Regions from separate parts of the Homo sapiens genome. Here region 1 is linked to region 2. A link is an interaction called in ENCODE POLR2A ChIA-PET data of the cell type or tissue named here. Cell type or tissue: PC-9. All regions are shown on one strand. Links, peaks and the distances in the headings refer to the core of each region. The heading gives the core; the rest is flanking DNA.

Region 1 (4,788 bases), core at 464-4,463, 60 kb before region 2:
AAGAAAGGACATGGCTGTATCATGGGGGATCCTCAGTCTGAGGCGTTCTCAGAACACAGATACAGAGAGACAAACAGAGAGACAGCTGTTGTCCTGTTTGGAGGGGTGACAGCAGAAATCAAAGAATTCCACTCCTCCATGGAAAGACAAAAGACAGGTGCTCACCCTGGGATGGAGGGGGCAGTGGGAGCCTGTTAGTACATCTGTGATCCCAGGGGTCAGGGCCTACAGAAGGACCCTGCAGGCTAATGGGGGCAAGGATACCAGAGAGTAGGGGCCTGTTTGCTCTTCTGACCCTGCAGCACTAACCATGGGGGGATAGGGAGTTTCTAGTGCACTGATTCCAGGCAGAGAGATGGAGCCTGTGAGATGTCCACAGGGAATCTGACATCCCTGGAACCCCGTCATGTCTTGGGGAATATGGGGTCCAAGGACAGATGGGAAGACAGGAGAGACATTATAGAAGCTAAAGGGTATGGGATGGCCTGAATTTGGGCTACAACCTCTGAAGAAGTCACTTCCTCATTTATAGCCAAAGTAAATGGGCACCCAGATAGTCTCAGTGTGGACCAGGAGCCAGCCTCACACATCCCTCCAAGCCCTCCCTATCCATCATACTCCCACCCTCCAATTTCACTCCCCACTTACAGGGCAAGCCGATTGGTTCATTAATCACTGCCTCCTCATCAGAGAGCTTGTTAACTTGTTGATTAGTGGGGAGTATGTCTCAGTCCTCGGTCAATGGGCTTGGCTACATCCATCCACACACCCACACCCATCATTGATGCATGACTCAGTGGTCATGAGACATGTCTGGGGGTTGGGGGGCTGACATCTGTGAGGGCAGAAAGTTCAGACACAATTGTTTTTGTAGATGTTTGAGACCAGGGCCTGCCTCCAACTTGTCCTTGAAGGGTAGGGGACAGAATCACTAGGGCTTCCTTGGCCCCATTCTCAGAGCCCCGGGCAAGGCCACCCTAAGTCAGGGAGACCATGGACCTGGACCCTAGCCAACCATTCCCCTTGTCCGGTGGGCTCAAGGGTCACTCATCAAGGGGGTGTGGCCTCTGCCATTCATCCTTAGAGGTCTAGAATTTTGCACCCCATCACCCACCTGCCCGTACCCACTCCCCACACATAAGCCCTCTCTTTGATCATCGTGCACTGTGCAGCACTGGCCCACTGCCCTTCCGCCTGCAGGCATTTCCTCATGCCCAGGGTCCTGCAGACAGCAGATGGTCATACAGCAAGAGTAATTCGATCCTCATTCAACAAGCGTTTATGAAGTCCCTGCTGTGTGCCAGGCACTCATCTAGGGACTGGGATAGGGCAGTGAACAAACAGGCAAAACCCTTGCCCTCATAGAGCTCACATTCTAGTGACAGGAAATAGAAAATAAATCAATAAGCATGGAGGCTGGGCGTGGTGGCTCATGCCTGTAATCCCAGCACTTTGGGAGGCTGAGGCAGGTGGATCACCTGAGGTCAGGAGTTCAAGACCAGCCTGGCCAACATGGTGAAATCTCGTCTCTATTAAAAGTACAAAAATTAGCCAAGTGTGGTGGCACACGCCTGTGATCCCAGCTACTTGGGAGGCTGAGGCAGGAGAATTGCTTGAACCTGGGGGGCGGAGGTTGCAGTGAGCTGAGATGGTGCCACTGCACACCAGCCTGGGTGACAAAGTGAGACTCTGTCTCAAACAAATTAAAAATAAATAAATAAATAAGCATGGAATATATCTGATAAGTGCTATAGAGAAAAATCAGAGCTGGGTATAGTGGCTCATGTCTGTAATCCCAGTGCTCTGGTAGACCAAGTTGGGAGGTTCACTTGAGCCCAGGAAGGAAGTGACGAAGCAAACCATGAAGCTACCTTGGGAAGAGTGGGAGGTGGGTTTGGGAAACAGTGATGCCAAGAAGGAAGGGATTTTCACTTTTCGTGGTAGGCATTCTCCTAGAAGCTCTCCCTCTCACCTGAAGCTTCTGCAAACCACAGTAACAGATACCTGTGGCATAGTGAGCACCCAAGGCTCAGGCTTCGCTCTAGAACAGAGGTAGGCAAACTCTTTCTGTAAAGGACCAGATAGTAAATATTTTAGGCTTTGTGCTCCAGACAGTCTCTGTTGACACTGTTAGGCTTAGCCATGGTAGCTTGAAAGCAGCCACTGAATACACCAAAAAAAAAAAAAAAAAAGAATGGATGTAGTAGTGCTTTAGTAAATCTTTGCTTACAGACATTAAAGTTTGAATTTCATATAATTTTCATGGAATAAATATTTTTTTAAGTTTTTTTCAACCACTTACAGATTCAACCACTTTAAAAAGCCATTCTTTTTATTATTATTGAGCTCAAGGGATCCTCTGGCCTCAGCCACCTAAAATGCTGAGATTATAGCCATGAGCCACTGTGCCTGGCATAAAAGGCATTTTTTTTTTTTTTTTGAGACAGTCTCACTCTGTCACCCAGGCTGGAGTACAGTGGTGTGATCTCAGCTCACTGCAAGTCCCCCTTCCCGGGTTCAAGGGATTCTCCTGTCTCAACCTCCTAAGTAGCTGGGACTACGGGCGCCCGCCACCATGCCCGGCTACTTTTTGTATTTTTTGTGGAGATGGGGTTTCACCATGTTGGCCAGGCTGGCCTCGAACTCCTGACCTCAAGTGATCTGCCTGCCTTGGCTTCCCAAAGTGCTCGGATTACAGGTGTGAGTCACCACACCCAGCCCCTAAAAGGCATTTTTAACCCACAGGATGTATAAAAACAGGCCCACAGGGCCATAGTTTGCTGACCCCTGGTCTAGAAAAGCAAGAACTCAGCTACCTCTGCTCTGGGTTGAGTTGTCGGTTTACCAAGAGTTGATTGGGTGTGTCCCTAGCCTGTTTATGCCAGGTGTACTGTCATTGTAATCATATAATTAAATTAAATATTACATAAACTGATGAAATGTGAGTGCATAAAGAATTGTTTCCTTGCAAATGACGTTAAATGCTTTGGAAGTAATACACAAAAAGATTTGCTGACATGTTGAATTAGATGTGAAAGATAAACTATTCAGGGAAAATCCTAAAAATCTAGAACTGTTCTACATCAGATTGCTTCACAACTGTCTTTAAGTTTAAATAAATTGAAAATAATAGGTGATGAATTATAGGATTGTGGGTGTGATTTATGCAAGAAAGTCAAAGAGGGATTTGAGTCAAGATACCCAAAGAAAAACTAGTGCCTGAGTGTGAATTTTGTTTGAAGTCAAAACAAAGTGACCAGGACCTACACGTGTCTGTTTTTAACGATTGCCCACTTGAACTGACGTTTCCAAAAGACTGGTCAATGACTCAGACCTACTTATATCAAAACAAGGGCTTCTCCGGTATTTTATATATTTCCAATATAGTTTGAATGTTTTATGGGGTATTTCGTTTTCTTTCTTTCTTTTTTCTTTTTGAGACAGAGTTTTGCTCTTGCTGCCCAGGCTGGAGTGCAATGGCGCCATCTTGGCTCACCGCAACCTCTGCCTCCAGGGCCCAAATGATTCTCCTGCCTCAGCCTCCTGAGTAGCTGGGATTACAGGCATGTGCAAACACGCCCAGCTAATTTTGTATATTTAGTAGAGATGAGGTTTCTCTATGTTGGTCAGGATGGTCTCAAACTCCCAACCTCAGGAGATCTGCCCGCCTTGGCCTCCCAAAGTGCTGGGATTACAGGCGTGAGCCACCGCGCCCGGCCAGGGTATTTCTATTTAATGTCTTAAAGAACAACCAAAGAATTTTTAAAAACCAAATATAAACCAAATGCTGGTGTGTGTTGTGAAGCCTTAAATAAAATACTGTGAGGGGCCCTGGGCTCCAGTCCCGGGAAGCTCTGTGCACATCCCCTCCACACCAGTGCCCCTGTTCCCAGTCTGAATCCAAAACTTTTTCTAGGGTCCAACAGTCTCAAGAGGCCTGTGCTGCTGGTGCAGAAGCTCAAGTCCTGAAAGAAGCATGGATTCAGGGAGAAACAGTTCTGACCTGGTTCAGACACGGTCAGCTCCCTGATTCACCAGGCCCCTGTGGACTTGTGTCTTTGTGGCTCCTGGTATCTGATGTGGTGCTGGCACATGGTGGCTCTTAGGTTATTGAATTGATCAGTCAACAAGTGAACATATTAGTTAAAATATTGGTGCACCTGCCTTAATAGAGACCAAATAACAGTAACTTAAATACTATAGATATTTATTTCTCTCTCATGTAAGGGTCCAAGCTGGCAGCTGGGGGGTAGGGTGCCTCTGATCTACAAGGAGCCCAAGCACCGTCTTGTCTTGTTATTCCAAGATTGTGCACCCATCCACATGGTTTAAGAATGTACATTACCGGGCCTGGCATGGTGGCTCACTCTTGTAATCCCAGCACTTTGGGAGGCTGAGGCGGGTGGATCACGAGGTCAGGAGTTTGAGACCAGCCTGGCCAATATGGTGAAATGCTGTCTCTACTAAAAATACAAAAATTAGCCGAGCGGAGTGAGGCTTGCCTGTAGTCCCAGCTACTCAGGAGGCTGAGGCAGAAGAATCGCTTGAACCCGGGAGGCGGAGTTTGCAGTGAGCTGAGTTCATGCCACTGCTCTCCAGCCTGGGTGACAGAGAGAGACTCTGTCTCAAAAAAAAAAAAAAAAAAAAAAAAAAGAATGTTCATTACCCCACATTCATATTCCAGGCCACAGAGATGAGAAATAAGGAAGTAGAGGGCAAGCATTTTGCCATTTAAGAGTGTGGTGTGGTGAAGGTCAGGTTCCTGGCCCACATCTGTAATCTCAGCAC
Region 2 (4,788 bases), core at 280-4,279:
AAGGTTGAGTCCTTTTTGTGTGCGTTTTTCTTTTTTTCTTTTCTTTTTTTTTTTTGAGACAGGGTCTCGCTCTGTAACCTAGGCAGGAGTGTGGTGGTATGATCACAGCTCACTGAAGCCTCGACCTTCCTGGCTCAAGCCATGCTCCCATCTCAGCCTCCTGAGAAGTGGGAACTACGGGCATGTACCACCATATCCGGCTAATGGGCTGAGTCTTTTTTGGATAAAATGTAGCAAATCACATTTTTCACAAGTACAAAAAGAGCCAATATCTTCCCCATTTTCCCCTACCATAGAATATGAACAAATCTTAGAGGTGAACGTTTTTGTTTTTTTTGAGACGGAGTCTCACTCTGTTGCCCAGGATGGAGTGCAGTGACGCGATCTTGGCTCCCTGCAGCCTCCACCTCCTGGGTTCACTCGATTCTCCTGCCTCAGCCTCCCAAGTAGCTGAGACTACAGGCGAGTGCCACCATGCCCAGCTAAGTTTTGTATTTTTTTAAAGTAGAGATGGAGTTTTGCCATGTTGGCCAGGCTGGTCTTGAATTCCTGACCTCAGATGATCTGCCCGCCTCAGCATCCCAAAGCGCTGGGATTACAGGCATGAATCACCATGCCTGGCCTGGAGGTGAGTTTTTTAGTTTTAATATTGCTTATGTGGCTGGGCGCAGTGGCTCACGCCTGTAATCCCAGCACTTTGGGAGGCCGAGGCAGGAGGATCACAAGGTCGGGAGATCAAGATCATCCTGGCTAATACGGTGAAACCCTGCCTCTACTAAAAATACAAAAAATTAGCTGGGCGTGGTGGCGGGCACCTGTAGTCCCAGCTACTTGGGAGGCTGAGGCAGGAGAATGGCGTGAACCTGGGAGGCGAATCTTGCAGTGAGCTGAGATCGCACCACTGCACTCTAGCCTAGGCGACAGAGCAAGACTCTGTCTGAAAAAAAAATTGCTTATGTGTTTTCATCCTTTTGGCATTTATTTTTCAATCTCTATAAAGAATCTCTTAATTCTATGAATTCTGGGGCAGGGGGAAAGTATTTTGCTTACTAGGTAAGAAAGCTGTTTCAGGTTTAAGCAATTCTCTACTTGTAATGGCAAAATTCTCATGGACATACTTGATGGCCAGAAGAAGTGTCAATAATGTTGGCCCAAATCCTTTCTCAGTCAAGTCTGTGCTCTTTAATGAGCTGTCTAGAATTTAGCTGGCTCTGTTTATTGGTCTTCCCAATCTACTTTGGTTTTAAGGGTCATTTTGTTTCTCTGGAGTTGGCTTCAGGTATGCCAGCCAATACTCAGACAGGCCCACCTACTGTTGGCTTGCAGGATGGACGTCATCCATAGGGGATATAGTCACTTTTCACTTTAGTCGTCTGATGCCACATATTCCTATTCCGTTGAAAACTAAAGGCTGTTTTGTGAACTTGTGACAAACCATCCTGCTTATTCACCTAGATTAGCCCACTCAACTGCCTAATGAATTTGACAGGGCTTTCTCTTTCATCACTGAAAACAAGAACTATTTGGCAACCCTAAAAAGCTTCCTCTTTAACATTAAATATAGAAATTATAAAATATGCTTTGGTCAAAAGAAAAAAGTCTTTAGAGAAGAAGAAAACCTTGGAAGATCGGATTAAAGTCTAAATGAGAAGCAAAACATTTCATTTACAGTGTGACAGCACCTTTTTCTTCATAAAGAAATCTTACCTCGCAAAATCTGATAAAGAAAAACTTTGACATGATCTGAGCTGAGTGGTTGAGGAGAGACGATAATTTTATGTAGGTCACTCTGCATCAATTCTGTGACAACATATCTTGAAGTTTTAAGTTAAGGAGAGTTCGGCGAATTCAGTCCCCTACCCCCTCAAAGTGGTGACCAGATCTAAAAAATAACTTCCATTCTCAAGGCTGGAAAAGTGGGGAAAGAAAGCTTCTAGACAGCGTGACAGAGGTGAGAATTCCAGCCCTCACAAAACACTACTAAAATCAAAAGAACTTACATGTTTAAAAGTCAGCAGAAGTAAACGACCAAATGATTTCCTTATAATCAGCATTATCAAAGAGAAAACCAAAGGTAAACATTTTAAATAACAGCCAGGCCAGGAAAAGTATGACGACCAAACAGTCTTAAGCTCTACTTAGACATATTACAGGAATGTCCTTTGAATCCAAACAAATGGGGATTGGTGATCTCATCTTAGGCCACCATGACACCAATGGAAAAGATCACAACCTATCCAAGGGCTGTGGCTTGTTACATTATAAAATATGGTATTCCTAAACACATGTAAAATAATTAGTTAAGTCTCTCCACAATCTTAGTAATTTAGTTCCTTTATTATTTAACTTTGTATATATTTATGAAACACCCCTCCCCACCATCACCACTAGATTTCGAGCGAGCTTCCTATACGTTGTACTCTGTTGTATGTTTAGGGTTTTGCTGAATGGACACATGGCCGATGATTAAAGGCTGGAGCCTGGGGAGCCATGGAGATATGCAATTCAAGACTCTTGTGAAGCACGTGTTAGATACATTAGGGAAGCAAAAGTATGGTAAATCTTATAATTTAAGTATTAAGTTTTCTTAAGGCAATTTCTAATTTAATGTTTTAGCAAAAACAAGTAGGAAAGGGGATAACTTGGGAACAGGGAGGAGAACTGATAATAACAGCCTTTGACAAAACAACTAAAAATTGTTTTTCAATTGTTTTCAAACTCCCTCCTCCTCGAGACATTTTTTCCAAATCGCTTTAGTCTCCTTCAATCATTGTACGTTGAAATGCCCCATGGCTGCTGGTCCTCACTCCTCTTCCCTATCCACACTCGTGGATACTCGGATCCAGTGCCATGCCTTTAAATAACATCCATGCTGCAGACTGCCAAATTTCTCTCTCTAGTTAATCTTTCCTTAAGTGCAGACTGGTATATCAAACTGCCTACCTATTTCCCCTGGATACCTAATTGACATTTCAAACTAACAAGTCCAAAACTGTCCAAATCTTTCTTAGTTGCTTGCACCACAAACCACATCAAGGAGTTATCCTTTACTCCCCGTTTCTCTTTCACCATACCTCCAATTCATCAGAAATCCTTCAAAATTTAGTCAGAATTAAGGCCACTTCTTATATCCACTGTTACTACTCTGGCCCAAGACTGCTAGATTTCTAAAACAGCAGCCAGGATAATTTTTTTTACTGTTATATTTTTTATTTTGCCTATATACTGACATTTACTTTATTATATAGAAAATATAATTTTTAAGCCTTTTACATTCTTAGATATTTTAATCTTAGGTTTTATCACTCAGATTCTTTCCAAAGAAATATATTCTACTTCATAATGAAAGTTAATGAGAAAATGATATTTGGCATGTGGGATTCACTTACAGGACAGTTTTCAGTGACATGTTAAAATTATTCTATAAAATGATGAAGAGTTAAATAATGACATCAGGGTTATAGTTTTTAATAGTTTTTATTCAACTTTTTCTTATTTTTCAAACACAGAAAATTACGCAGAGATGACCCATATACACACTTACCACCTAGAATCTACACTGAATATTTTGCTATATTTGCTTTGTCACACATCTATCCATTGCTCTTTCCATCCATCAATTCATCCAAAACTGGATGCATTTCACAGAATGATCTTTTAGGATGAAGGCCAAATTATGTCACTTTTCTGCAAAAGCTTTCCATTTCATTTAAGAGTAAAAGCCAGTCCTTAAAATGGTCTCACAGGCCATAAATCATTTGGCCTTCTTCCTTCTCTGACCTCTTCTATTGCTTTCTTCCTGGATATTCTCTGAACATGCTAGATACACTCCAACCTTAGGCCTTAGCTATTCCCTCTGCATGGACTGTACTTCCTGACATCTATTTGGTTAACTCTTTCACGTCCTTTGTGGTTTTGCTCAAATTTTATCTTTCAAATGAGGCCTACCTCAACCACTCTGACACTACAGTCAGACATTATATAATGATGTTTCGTTGATGATGGACCACATGTATAAAGGTGGTCCCACAGACTGTAACAGTGCTGAAAATTCCTATTGTATTGCCTAGGGGTGTCTTGGTGACTAAACCTGTGTAGGCTTAGGCTAATGTATATGTTTGTGTCTTATTTTAAAAAGTAAAAAAGCAACTCAGACCTCAACTCTACAAAAAACTTAGCCAGGTGTGGTGGCTTGTGCCTGTAGTCCTAGCAGTTATTGAGGACACTGAGGTGGAAGGATTACTTGACCCTGGGAGGTCAAGGTTGCAGTGAGCCATGATTGCACCACTGCAATCCAGCCTAGGCAACAGAGTGAGAAAAAATAAATAAATAAGAAAAAAAAATTTTTGTACAGCTGTACAATGTCCTTGTGTTTTACGCTAAGTGTTATTACAAAAGAGTAAAATATTTAACAAAATTAAAAAGTTTCGAAAGTAAAAAAATTACAGTAAGCTAGGGTTAATTTATATTAAAGAAACTTTAAAAAAATAAACAGTGTAGCTTAAGAGCACAGAGTTTATAAAGTCTATAGTAATGCACAGTAATGTTCTAGGCTTTCAAATTCACTCACCACTCACTGACACACCCAGAGCAACTTCCAGTCTTGCAAGCTCCATTCGTGTTAAGTGCCCTATACAGGTGTACCATTTTTATCTTTTATATCATATTTTTACTGTACCTTTTCTATGTTCAGATACGTTTAGATATACAAATACTTATTATTGTATTAAAGCTGCCTACAGTATTCAGTACGGTAACATGTTGTACAGTTGTACAGGTTTGTAGCCT

The links. ChIA-PET counts read pairs that join two places held together with the same protein. Peaks named below come from ENCODE experiments on the same cell type or tissue, not always from the same donor. Only the 100,000 strongest peaks of a DNase experiment are listed, where the experiment ranks them.
Region 1: POLR2A ChIA-PET joins it to region 2 with 5 read pairs; 9 of 35 experiments call an interaction of 5 or more read pairs at or near these places.

Annotation. Positions count from the first base shown.
Region 1 is chr17:28,217,937-28,222,724 of GRCh38, reverse strand. All of the region lies in intron 1 of LOC105371710 (a long non-coding RNA gene), which reads left to right. Among named protein-coding and RNA genes, the nearest start is that of TMEM97, 99 kb to the left of the region's middle. In PC-9, for the core only: no CTCF peak of the experiment used is centred there; a DNase peak (open chromatin) is centred at 2,774; H3K27ac peaks cover 886 bases.
Region 2 is chr17:28,158,186-28,162,973 of GRCh38, reverse strand. NLK (nemo like kinase) reads right to left here. Exons shown (of 11, transcript NM_016231.5): 4 at 1,708-1,814. Among named protein-coding and RNA genes, the nearest start is that of NLK, 120 kb to the right of the region's middle. In PC-9, for the core only: no CTCF peak of the experiment used is centred there; no DNase peak of the experiment used is centred there.